2 separate regions of the Homo sapiens genome follow, and region 1 is linked to region 2. Evidence: chromatin contacts called from ENCODE Hi-C or POLR2A ChIA-PET data. All regions are on one chromosome and are shown on one strand. The core of a region is the stretch at or near the end of the contact, and the rest is flanking DNA. Distances in the headings are between cores, read along the strand shown. Region 1 overlaps LOC124900414 (a long non-coding RNA gene). Region 2 has its middle 72 kb from the start of LINC00862.

What was found. A loop is a pair of places that touch in the nucleus more often than their neighbours do. ChIA-PET counts read pairs that join two places held with the same protein, here RNA polymerase II (POLR2A). Pooled maps may share reads with other maps.
Region 1: a map of PC-9 shows a loop between it and region 2 (4-fold over the local background). The contact joins two enhancer-like sites. A Hi-C loop is called at or near these places in 31 of 168 maps with a recorded cell type or tissue (A673, B cell, CD4-positive, alpha-beta memory T cell and 20 more), 23 of 37 single-sample maps with no recorded cell type and 34 of 50 pooled maps. POLR2A ChIA-PET finds 5 or more read pairs at or near these places in 9 of 52 experiments (A549, GM10248, GM12878 and 6 more).

Annotation. Positions count from the first base shown.
Region 1 is chr1:200,474,768-200,480,898 of GRCh38, reverse strand. LOC124900414 (a long non-coding RNA gene) reads left to right here. Exons shown (of 3, transcript XR_007066784.1): 2 at 2,745-2,886. LOC124904480 (a long non-coding RNA gene) reads right to left here. Exons shown (of 2, transcript XR_007066783.1): 2 at 1-2,931. Among named protein-coding and RNA genes, the nearest start is that of ZNF281, 68 kb to the right of the region's middle. Within about 2 kb of position 3,083, at least 4 of the 41 ENCODE cell types and tissues checked have a DNase peak (open chromatin) inside an H3K27ac peak, as active enhancers do.
Region 2 is chr1:200,299,067-200,305,373 of GRCh38, reverse strand. No RefSeq gene overlaps it. Among named protein-coding and RNA genes, the nearest start is that of LINC00862, 72 kb to the left of the region's middle. RefSeq lists silencers at 2,668-2,885, 2,911-3,100. Within about 2 kb of position 3,018, at least 13 of the 41 ENCODE cell types and tissues checked have a DNase peak (open chromatin) inside an H3K27ac peak, as active enhancers do.

The DNA of each region.
Region 1 (6,131 bases), core at 1,834-4,333, 180 kb before region 2:
GGGACTATGAAGACGTGGTCCATGATGGCTTGAGTCTGTGGATCACAAACCTCAGATGAAGGTGGAGAGTGTTAGGGAAGGTAGGCACAGTTTCAATCAATTTTCTTCCATTGTTGCTTGTAATAGGTTTTCTGAAATGCTTTCACCTTATGAGCATTCATTCTGCTTATTCTTTTGGAGTTGTTCTGCATTACTCAAAAATCATCTCTGATTGTCTTCCACATGTTTTTCCTTTTTAGAGAAAAACCTCACCAGGTGCTTGGGAGGCTGAGATGGGAGGGTTGCTTGAGCCTAGGAGTTCGAGACCAGCCTGGACAACATAGCAAGATCCCCCATCTGAAAAAAAGAAAAAAACAAACAAACAAACAAACAAAAAACCACACACAAATTTAAAAATGGGGGAAAAAACCCCTCACACACAAACCTAAATGCAATATATGTTGATTTTAGATGATTTGGAAATATACAGAACAAAGAAAAAACAGTTACCCATAATTCCACCACCTAGAAAAAAGTCTTAATAATTCCTATATTTCTGTCAGAATATGTTAACATTTTAACTTTTTATGATTATAAAAGCAATACATCTTGATTGTAGAAATTTTGGAAAATGGAGAAACTGTAAAGAAGTAGGAGGAACAGCTCATCATGTAGAATAACTTTTTGATTATCAGTATTTCACTACAACAAACATGGAAATCAAACAAGAGCATCAGGCTGACTGGTTGAAAGATCCCAAGTAAAAAAATAAAACAAAAACATTTCTGCAGGTCTGAACTGAGTGACCTTTGAGACTCTCAGCATTGGCTGTATTTTCCTTTTCTGGAAATGCTGGGCTGGGAGCATTTCCAGAAATACTCCTGGGCTGGGAGAATGGCCTGGGCTGGGAGGATGGCCATGGAGAGGCTGGGCTGGAAGTATAGCCATGGGCTGGAGAGCCTGGGCTCAGAGCCTGACCTGGGCTGGGAGGGATGGCCATGGGCTGGAGAGGTGGGGCTGGGCTGGGAAGATGGCCATGGAGAGGCTGGACTGGGAGGATGGCCATGGGCTAGAGAGGCTGGGCTGGGAAGATGGCCTGGGCTGGAGAGGCTGGGCTGGGAGGCTGGTCACGGGCTGGAGAGGCTAGGCTGGGAGGATGGCCTGGGCTGGGAGGATGGCCATGGAAAGGCTGGGCTGGGAGGCTGGCCATGGGCTGGAGAGGCTGGGCTGGGAGGATGGTCTGGGCTGGGAGGATGGCCATGGAGAGGCTGGGTTGGGAGGATGGCCTGGGCTGGGAGGATGGCCATGGAGAGGCTCAGAACTCACCACAAGAGGTGGGAGAGAGGATGAAAGCTGGGAGCTGAGTGTGTGTCAGTGTGTGCAGAGGGGCTGGGGAAGGAGAGTGAGCATGCTTGCACAAGCATTCAGGGTGGAGAAGGCCAAGGAGAGAAAAAGGGAGTGAGCAGGCAGGTGGAGGCTACAAAAGTGGCCCTGTGCAGGGTGCTGGGTACTGCTGAGAGGCTGTCCTCTAGGGGTGCCTTGCAGGAACCGAGAGCCTAAGTCTGTCTTGAGGACTGCTGGGTGCAGAGTACACTTCTCTGTGACCTGGCAGGACTATCTGGGTCATAAATCACAGATTGTTTGCACCAACGAGGACCCTATCTACTCAAGTAGACCAAGACGAAGGGAAAGAGACTCCAGTAGGATGGGAGGTGGGAGTGGGGTTTGGCTGGGAGGGTCCAATGCTGCTGCATTGAGTGACAGGTGGCTCCTGCTCTCTAGTCACTTTAGGAGAACATGGTCCTGTACAAAGTCCACTCTACAGGGAGCTCATTGGACATCAGGGTTCCATTCCAGCTCTAATGCTGGCCACCCTTAAGTTTGTTATTCTGTTTACTTTTTTTTTGAGACGGAGTTTCGCTCTTGTTGCCCAGGCTGGAGTACAATGGCATGATCTTGGCTCACCGCAACCTCTGCCTCCCGGGTTCAAGCGATTCTCCTGCCTCAGCCTCCCAAGTAGCTGGGACTACAGGCATGCACCACCATGTCCGGCTAATTTTGTATTTTTAGTAGAGATGGGGTTTCTCCATGTTGGTCAGGCTGGTCTCGAACTCCTGACCTCAGATGATCTGCCCGCCTTGGCCTCTCAAAGTGCTGGGATTACAGGCGTGAGCCACCCCGCCAGGCTACTTTTTTTTTTTTCTTTTAAATCAACACCCATCCTGCCTACAGTGGGGAGAATTCTCATGAGAGTAAAATGAGATGGTAAATAGTATTCTGTGGCTGGATTCCAAGTACCCTTCAGGTCTCTGTTAGGATAGCACTACCTCCAGGAGACCTCCTCAGACCCACAGTCTGGGTTAGGGGCCCACACTATGAGCTTCCATAGTAATTGATCCCTGGCAGATTGATTGTCAGTCAGTTTACCTCTCTGGCTAAGCTAATGATCAGGACTGGTTGGTCCCTGTATCCTATCCCAGCACGGTTCCCGGCACCACGAGCAGTTCAGTAAACCTTGGTTGGCTGAATTAAGTGTCGCTGTTGAGTCACTGCAGAATATAATGCAATAGTTACTGATTTGCTTTTTATATAACAAAATCAAAAATTGAGAGGCAAAGAACAGAAGTAAAATCCAGAAGACTCAGCTGCTTGGGGCATGTTCCCACCCTGGACTTGCCAACTTTCACTGTGAAACTGCAACATATTAAGTATTCGTCAGCTACGGACTTCGTGCCCATGGAATTTAATCTGCTACTTCCTCCCAGGCCAACACCTTGAGGCCAGAGGCAACAGAAAGAGGATTGAGTGAAGCAGGAAGCCTGCAAAGCCCTGGATTCCAATCCAGCTCTAGCTGCGAGGCGCTGGGCACGGGTCACTGCTCTGCGGCTCTGCTTGCTTGTCTGCAAGGTGAGTCAATGCGGCTGCCTCGAACGCTCTTTGATTTTTATTTACCTGAAACAAAAAAACTTGTGAAGCCAGCAATACAGGCTTAGGCAGTCACCCTAAGAGCTGGCTAGGATTAGGCAGCAAACAATCTTTTGGCTACAATGTCTAGCAGGTACGAATACATTAAACCAAACATGTAAAATAGCGTAATTTGTGCTGGATGCATGGCTAAGTCTGCATGGGTCAGTGTGTGGGCACAAGACTAAATCAAGGCAAGGAGCCACCCCAATAGCTCACGGAGCTGGTTAAGCACCTGTGTCATCATTATGGTAAAACAGAATCAGAAAAAGTGTATATGTGTGGTGGGGGAAGGCTGGTAGGGGAAAACCATTTATTGAATCATAGGTAAATTTTTGTTTGCCGGCTGGGCGCGGTGGCTCACGTCTGTAATCCTAGCACTTTGGAAGGCTGAGGAGGGTGGATCACTCAAGTCCAGGAGTTCAAGACCAGCCTGGCCAATATGGAGAAACCCTGTCTCTACTAAAAATATAAAAATTAGCTGGGTGTGGTGGTGCACGCTTATAGTCCCAGCTACTTGGAAGGCTGAGGCATGAGAATCGTTTGAAGCTGGGAGGCAGAGGTTGCAGTGAGCTGAGATCATGCCACTGCACTCCAGCCTGCGTGATAGAGCAAGACTTGGTCAAAAAAAATTAAAAAAAAAAAGTTTTTTGTTTGCTACTTTTGTAAAATTTTGTAGTGTATATTTTCCATTGCAATGTATTTGTAGCACAATTGACTGACTATTGCCACCATCTACTCTCTCTCAATGGTTCCTAGCTCAAGCACATTCTCTCTTAAAATTGTAAAATTATACCTAAGCACCTTACATTACGTTGTTGCTGAGCCCTTGGCCTTACATTATATTATTTTATTTTTTTGAGACGGAGTCTAACTCTGTCACCCAGGCTGGAGTGCAGTGCACAGTCTCGTCTCACTGCAACCTCTGCCTCCTGGATTCAAGCAGTTCTCCTGCCTCAGCCTCCCAAGTAGCTAGGACCACAGGCACATGCCACCATGCGCAGCTAATTTTTGTATTTTCTGTAGAGACGGGGTTTCACCATGTTGGCCAGGCAGGTCTTGAACTCCTGACCTCAAGTGATTTGCCTGCCTCAGCCTCCAAAAATGCTGGGATTACAGGCGTGAGCTACTGAGCTTGGCCAATTTTAAATGAACCTAATGAACTACCTAATATGTTTAACTATTACACAGATATAGTATTTAATATGTACCTAGTGTGTATTAAAAACATATAATAGCAAATATTTCCAATTTTGTTACAGCATTAATGACCCTCCATTCTAAAATTAGTGTGCTTATTGAATTGTATAAGAAATATTTTCAGAAAAAAATCAATTATTTAATATTTAAAGGGGTGAAAACAATTTTTTTTTCTGATATTTTTTTGGGCCAGGCGTGGTGGGTCATGCCTGTAATCCCAGCACTTTGGAAGGCAGAGGTGGGTGGATCACATGAGGTCAGGAGTTCGAGATCAGTATGGCAAAACCCCGTCTCTACTAAAAATACAAAATTAGCCAGGTGTGGTGGTGGGTGCCTGTAATCCCAGCTACTTGGAGGCTGAGGCAGGAGAATCTCTTGAAGCCAGGAGGCAGAGGTTGCAGTGAGCTGGGATCATGCCACTGCACTCCAGCCTGGGCAAAAAGAGTGAAACTCCATCTCAAGAAAAAAAAAAAAAAGATATTTTTTATGAACGCTTTTTGCTCATAGTAGTTGTAAGATGAACTTGTTGGCTATTCTTGGTAAAGTTGTTATTCCACACCTCCTCTGTGTATTTATTTAGTAGCTAAAAGTATCATCCTCAATCGAGTGGAGTATGTTTCAGATGAAGGCAGCTCTGGTGGTTAATCCAATAATCAAAAGGATGGTTGGCTTTTCCTTCTACACATTCCTTAAAAATCAGTGTATATTTTGAGATGAGAGTGAGCCATGATGTGTAGAAACTCTCCATTATTACTCTACACACTTTTGAAGAACAGATGTTCCAAATCAAGAAAGAAATGTGTTGTAGGCTAATAATTTCATTAATGCATAAAAGAAAAAAAAGCCTATTTCATTAGAACAGTGTTTAACATTATACAGAAATAAGCTTTGTCCTTTGTTTGCTGAGAACAATAGCACAATCCTCTGTGTAAAGATGATTTATCTCTTGCTAAACCACCCTAACTGTTTATGACAGCAAAAAGACAGGTATCATTAACCTTAGGTGTTGACAATTTAGAATTCATGGGAATGAGTTAGAAAAACGATAGATGGGTCCCACCCCTGAGTTTGTGGAGAGCAGATGAATCCCTGTGAACCATCACCACTCATGCCTCACGTTACCAGAAAAGAGTTCCCCTTGAATTTTCAGAGAGGGGATTTGGTTTTATGTCCCCTACATCTGAAGTTGAAGTGAAAATTGTTTTGAGGAAAAATGGATCTATATTCCAATCGAAGTATTTTCCAAGGCCCTAGAATCAAGTTTATTTGTAAATCCATAATTTACTGAACCGTTTTACCTTCCTCGTAAGTGACTCATGTATAAATTAGTGATGGATTCCTGATTAATTTATTTTTGCTGCTGTTCTTAGATTTTAAAAGCTTGCATTCCTCAAGATCACCCTCTTCATAAATACCTTCAATAAATTTCAGCACAGGATGATGGCTCAAGCCCTTTTATCCTTTGCAGAATGATATAATCGGGCATTCTAAAGCAAATAAGAATTCAGTGACCCCAAAAATGTATCGGATTAAAACCTACCAATAAAAAATGAAGTGTTACCAGAGAAAATACTCTGCAGCTGTTCTTTGCTTTAGGTACACATAATAACAACATGAGTGTGGGGTATGATCTGGTTTCAGTGTGGCATGCATTAATTCACATTTTAAAATCTTTTACATATGCTTATCTTCTTATGAGCATAGTGCAGTACTACATTAGATCTACTTAAAATCCATTGAGAGTATTGATTTTTTTCTTGAGAAAAATCAACACAGTGAGATGGTCTCTCTCCTCGTATAAAGCCCATTAGAGAAAACCAGAATTGTGTTGACGTAAAGGAGAATGTTTCCTAATGTACATGACATATCACTGTGGTTCACAAGACTCAACTCTCTTCCAAATCTAATTAACTGATTCTGTTAAGCTTATATTCTAGCCCCTGTTCGCATGGTTATCACACCTCTGTCAACCCAAACTCCCCTATTTA
Region 2 (6,307 bases), core at 1,769-4,268:
GAGATTGCACCATTACACTCCAGCATGGGTGACAGAGCGAGACTCCATCTCAAACAAAAAAACAAAAAAACATAAACACTTCTGTCTCACTTTCTGAAGAACCTCTCCGATTGAGAAGGACTAAATGCAGCCCTTTTCATTTGCCTATTCCCCCTCTTCCTATTAGTCCAGGTGCCTGACATACCTGGAGTTCCTTTTATAAAATGTTTTCGTTAAATAAAAATTAGTCCAGATGGGTCACAGTTTGAACAGTCCTTAGACTACTAGCTTGACTGTCTTGTTCTCAAGGGTAATGTTTGTGTGTACTTTTTCTCCGTTAGCTCTGCCTCAAGGGAAAGAAAGCACATATAAGGCTTGTCAAACATGCAGTTCTTCTGGCAGCTTAGAGCCTGCTGGGGTGCATGGTTGTTTTTGGGGGGCAAGGGTGGGGCTCAAGTAATAGTAGAATAGGTTTGGACTGGGTGGCCCTTTCTTCTGAGCCTTGAATCTACTTCCAATGCTGCAGGAATCTATACCTAGGGGACTACTTTTAAATACTCCAGGTGTGTTGGGGCTAATGGGGAAGCTGACTCAACCAAGATAAACTGTACCACACTTTGGGTTATAGCTCCCATGGGGGAAAAAGGGGTATTTCTGGAAGCTTTTTATTTAGTATAGTTTCAGAATTCTGACATGATGTCTACCCTTCCAGTTATTTAAAACATTTTTATTTTTTTTTTTAGCAAAATGACTTTATAAAATTCACAAATAGCAATTAGAGCCAGCTTCTTCTTAATTCTCTTAAAAAATTCTTATGGTGGATCTTGACATCTCAGTTTTATTTGATCTAAAATTATTCCATATATTAGATGGTTTAAATCACCAATTCCTAAAGTGTAATCCTGGAAATACAAATTCCACAGTGTATTAATAAATCTTGCTTGGAAAAGGGTTCCACATCCAAATAAATTTGGAAAATGCTGGGCTGGGCCAAGTTCAGCAAGTTTCTTGACTGAGAGTCTTAATGTGAGATGTAATCCTCAGAGAGAGAATGTGCCAGGTTTCCCAGATACACTGGCCAGCTTCTTTCCCAGAGAGGAGCTTGCAGAACTGGTGTTCTAAGAACCGCATCTTGGGAAAACACTTGTTTATAGATTCATTTGTGTTTGAAAAGATTTAGTACAGAGGAAAAGTGGACACAGGGAAGGCAAAAGACTGTAAAGGGGTTTATTTTGGAGGGCGAACGGCATGAATTGGCATATCATTTTGGAAAACCTGATTTTTTTTTTTTTTTTTTTGAGGATCTCAATCTGTTGCCCAGGCTGGAGTGCAGTGGCTCATTGCAGCCTCAACATCCCAGACTCAAGCCATCCTCCCATCTCAACCTGCCAACCCCCTCAGCACTCCCAACTCCCTTCCCCCCACCCCAGTAGCTGGGACTACAGACATGTACACCACCATGCCTGGCTAATTTTTTTTTTTTAAATTTTTTATAGAGACAGGTGTTTGCCTTGTTGCCCAGGACTTAGGGAGACACAGGACCACTGACCCCCTCTTGCATTCTCTCACCATTTAGTGTCTGCTGTGAGCTGGGCGCTCTGTAGTGTGTCTGTGCATATGTGCGTGGATGGGACAGGGATCTAGACATTGTAAAAAAGCTGCATTGTAAAGAACTCTTGGGCTCAGGCAATCTGCCCTTCTTGGCCTTTCAATGTGCTGGGATTACTGGCGTGAACCACTGCGCCCAGCCTGGAAAACCTCTTTTAACTACACATTTTATTTTCTGGTCACTAAAAAGTAACCTAAGACCAAAAAGGCAACAGACAAACCTAGAACACATTATAAGAAAATGCATTTTATAACTTTTTTAAAATGCATTTAGGACAACAAATTGGTGAAAATATAAGGAAGCACTGAAAACAATGCATATTTTCAGGCGCAATTTAAAATAAGGATCTCATTAAGATTCATGTCCCAAGAACATTTTTATTTCTAAAATAGGCTTGGTTCAGCTGAGGCTTTTTATGTATAATTTAACAACGGAAACCATAACAACAATAATGTATGGATAGGAAGAGTTTCTTCTCTTGAATGAACAAATTAGGTCATCATCAAGCAGTTTTATTTAATGGGAATCCCCCGTGAGGTATTCACATAGTGAGAAATAGTTCTTCTCCCTTTAGAGATGAACGCTGAAAAGAACATTCCACTCCATTTCACACAAGAGTGGAAGGGTGCAGTGAAAATTGGGAACGTGTTAATTCCTGACAGTGATGCTGGAGTGCGTCCGCCAATCCAGCTGTCAGCGCTGTTAGGAGCACGGCCGAGCCTGCAGCCACTACGTTCTGTACTTGTGCTAGGTCCGAGCGTTTGAAGAAAAGATAGCAGTTTCTCCCTTGCTCCCTGCTCCGTGGTTCCAGAGCAGGTCTCTGATTTGGAGCTTATTAATAGCTTTCCATAATAAGATCATCGATAAAATTCTGAGCACCCAGTGCATCTACAGTGTAAGAATTCTTACCAGTAGGGTGACAGCACAAAGGAAACTGAGGTTCTAATTTTGACTCCCCACGGGCGATAGGCATCTCCTCTTAAAAATCTGCGTGGTGCAGAAGGCTGGACTCGCGGTGCTGGGGATGACCTTGGAAACATCTCCAGCACCTTTCTCAGCAAGTCTAGATCTGCAACTGGGAGGGGAGGTTTTGCCGTTGATGGTGTGTGCAGCACCGGGGGAGGGAAATCCTGAGTTGAACTTCCTTCGGAGAGAGCCTAACCTTTCTACCAGGTCCCATGCTCCGGACAGGTATTCTTTGAATGTGTAAATTGAAGTCACGCTAAAAGTGACAATGCCGACCGGACTTGTGTACCTAATGGGATTTTGCAGTATAGACGAGGTTCTTTTAGGCAAGACTGTCAGGAGAGCGAACGCTCATTTTCGGTTTTGTTTTGCAAAGGCTTGCCACCCAGGGGGAGCTAACCTGCTCTGCCGGGGGTGCGGGGCCGGGCGCAGCCGCTCCGGGGCTCCCCCCTCCCGGGTCGCAGCAGCCGGGGGCGCGCGGAGCTGCGCCACGGTGAGGTTGCATCTCATGTTAATTGCTTTAACCTCTGGTAGTTTCAGCGGTTGTTGGCAGAAAGATTCGGGCTACAGTGCGTTATGGGATAAGGCTTCGGATCGTGCTCACCGGGGAAACAATGGGCTGGATTTTGAGGAAACCGACCCAAGACGTTCATTAGCCGCTTAGACACTCGGGGCCCTTTGCAAATATTAACATAGCCTGTGTATAAACTCCCAAGGGCAGGAGCTTCGTTGTTTGGTACGCGTTTTTTTTTTTAAATTAAAATAACGTAGTGCAGCGCCATGTTGAGTATTTAATAATTCCTTGAGAAAGTATTTTGGGGGAAAGGCTGATCAATAAAGAAAACGGAATTTCTTCCCCCCCGCCCCCGTCCCCGCATGCTTTTCTTCTGCATTTTACACTTACATGTATCTTAGAGAAAACCATACATAATATTTTAAAGAGCAACAAGGTGATCACCTTAAGTGATAAGAAACATGGCATTAGACTGAAAGCAGGGAGAGTTACCTCTAATAATAGCTCTCATTGAGTGCTTATTGCGTGTCAGGTACTCTGCACTGTCTCCTTTATTTAAATTAATTTAATTCTTTCCACTGCCTGGTGTGGTAGGCAGTGTTATCCCCACGTTGTGGGTGAGGGACTGTTTTCTCTACTGGCTGGCAGCAGAGGGTTCAGACCCTGTCTCTGGGGCCGGGTTTCTCCCCTCACCCCCTACAGGGCCTCAGATGGAGCCTGTGGCCAGCAGTAGCCTCAAGTATGGATCATAGCATCAGCAGCCTGCCTTTAAACCCAGCCTCCCCCACCTGAGCTGTGTGACTTTGACCAAGCTATTTAACCAGGGTTTCAGTTCATACATAGCTCCTGGGTTTGCTAGGAGATATAGAGCAATGTACACTGAGCCAGGGGATAGCAGGGGCTCAGTGAGTATTAGAAATGCACAATTGTTTTTGAGATGGGGTCTGGCTATATTGCCCAGGCTGGTCTCAAACTTCTGGGCTCACACAATTCTCCTGCCTCAGCTTCCTAAAGTGCTGGGATTACAGGTGTGAGCTGCGGTGCCCAGCCAGAAATGTAAAATTCATAGGAGTGTTACTTCTTTATCTCTCAGTAGCCGGTGACTTAGCCCACAACCTGCAAATGTGTTGTAAAAACAATACAGTGAAGACGCAGGAGAATTTAGGAGTTGAGCTTGAATCTGGAAAAGGTGCTACTGGGATACAAATCCTAGCTCTGCCTTGCTGGTTGCATGATGGAGAAGGTTAATTAACTGCTCGGTACCTCAGTTTCCTCCTACGTAACATAGAGACAATAATAGGGTTGTTATGAGACTAAGATGAGGGGATGATTAGGAACTACTGTACATGGGGCATGGCATCTAGTTAGGGAAAAATAATTGTGTCTGTTATTATCTTCTGCAGCTGTTAAAATGGTGCATTTTCTTTTCTGTATTTAAATGCTAATGGTTCCAGAAGAGAACCATTGTCTTTCTGTCTTAATATTCTCCTGTTCACACTTTGATTTATATTCTCATGGTATTTTGCTTAGATATTGACACTATTTCACCTTTTTTCTTAATGGGTTACAAATATCGGCCTGTAATATTCTTATGTCTCCTTTTGGACTTAGGGAGACACAGGACCCTCTTGCATTCTTTCACCATTTAGTGTCTGCTGTGAGCTGGGCGCTCTGTAGTGTATCTGTGCAGTGTGCATGGATGGGACAGGGATCTAGACATTGTAAAGAAGCTGCACTCCCCCTCAAGAACTCCAGAAGGAAAGAAAGCAAGACAGAAAGTAAGTTTTAGTAATCCAAGGCAGAACGAGGTGAGAGCATCTAGACAAGGCGCCAGGCAGGCAGGCTGCATGAGGAGGTGTCAAGTCAGGAGTGAGGTGGAAGCTGAGATGGGCTTTGCATGGGTAGAATTCCTGAAAGTATAGAGTGGAGAGAGGCCTGGGAGAGGGAACGAGAACCTGAGCAAAACTGTGGAGGTGGACATGGAAGAAGGTCATGGGAACACATGTCTCGTGGAAATGTGTTAAATAAAGCATAAGGAAGGAGAGTAGTGAAGGATGTGGCCAAATGAAGTCCGACGGGAGCCTGAGGATGGGAGACCACGGAGAGGTGAGATTTCCCAGGGTCTGAGGAGGGTGAGGAGCAGTTTCATGAGTGTTTTTGGTAAGGGGTGAAAGGTGAAAGGAGATTCTAGCTGCCTGGGCTCTGGGGTGGGGGACACAGCTGCAAATGGCACTGAGGGTTTTAGGGAGACAGGGAATGAAGTATCTCCACAGTGCCTTGGGCTTCATTTCTCATGCCGTGCTGCTGCTGGGGCAGGGTTGGCTGAAGTTGAAGGGGTGGAGAAGGGGAGATGGTGGATGGAGACTTGGGTTTTCATTGCTTCTGAGCTTCCTGTGCCCTGGCACTGATTTTCTCACAAAAACCGTATTGGAAAATGTCCCCAGGTTCTAAAGTGAACTCATAAAGCCCATTAATCCACAGCATACCACATAATATAGCATTCCACAGTACAATTGGTATGAACTCCTAAGACCATGTCATGGGATAGGATGTCTGTGGGTAATTCATTGCAAATTCCAAATATGTAATCAGCTAGGAACATGATGGTCAGCTGGGATTCTTTTACATGAAATGGTTCCACTCTATGCCTGGCCTGGAGAACACCTGTTCTATTACAAATGGCCTGATAAAATTTGAGTTGGTAATTTTTTTAGAGATAGGGTCTTGATATGTTGACCAGGCTAGCCTCGAAATTCTGGGCTGAAGTGATTGTGTTACCTCAGCCTCCTGAGTAGCTGGGACTATAGGTGTGCACCACTTCACGTGGCTAGTTTATGTATTTTTTATGGTTTAGACTTTAAAAGACACATCAAATATGGTTCTTCTATTGCATTTTCAGGTAATACATTTTTATCCTATACTTAAGGAGAAAACATACTTAGTCAATAGCAGTTGTCATTGTCAATTCTTTTTTTTTTTTTTTTTTTTTTTCTGGAGACAGAGTCTCACTCTGTCACCTAGGCTGGAGTGCAGTGGCACCATCTTGGCTCACTGCAACCTCTGCCTCCCAGGTTTAAGTGATTCTCCTGCCTCAGCCTCCTCAGTAGTTGGGATTACAGGTGCGTGCCAGCACGCCCGGCTAATTTTTTGTATTTTTAGTAGAGACGGAGTTTTGCCATGTTGGCCAGGCTGGTCTTGAACTCCTGACCTCAGGTGATCCACCTGCCTCAGCCTCCTAA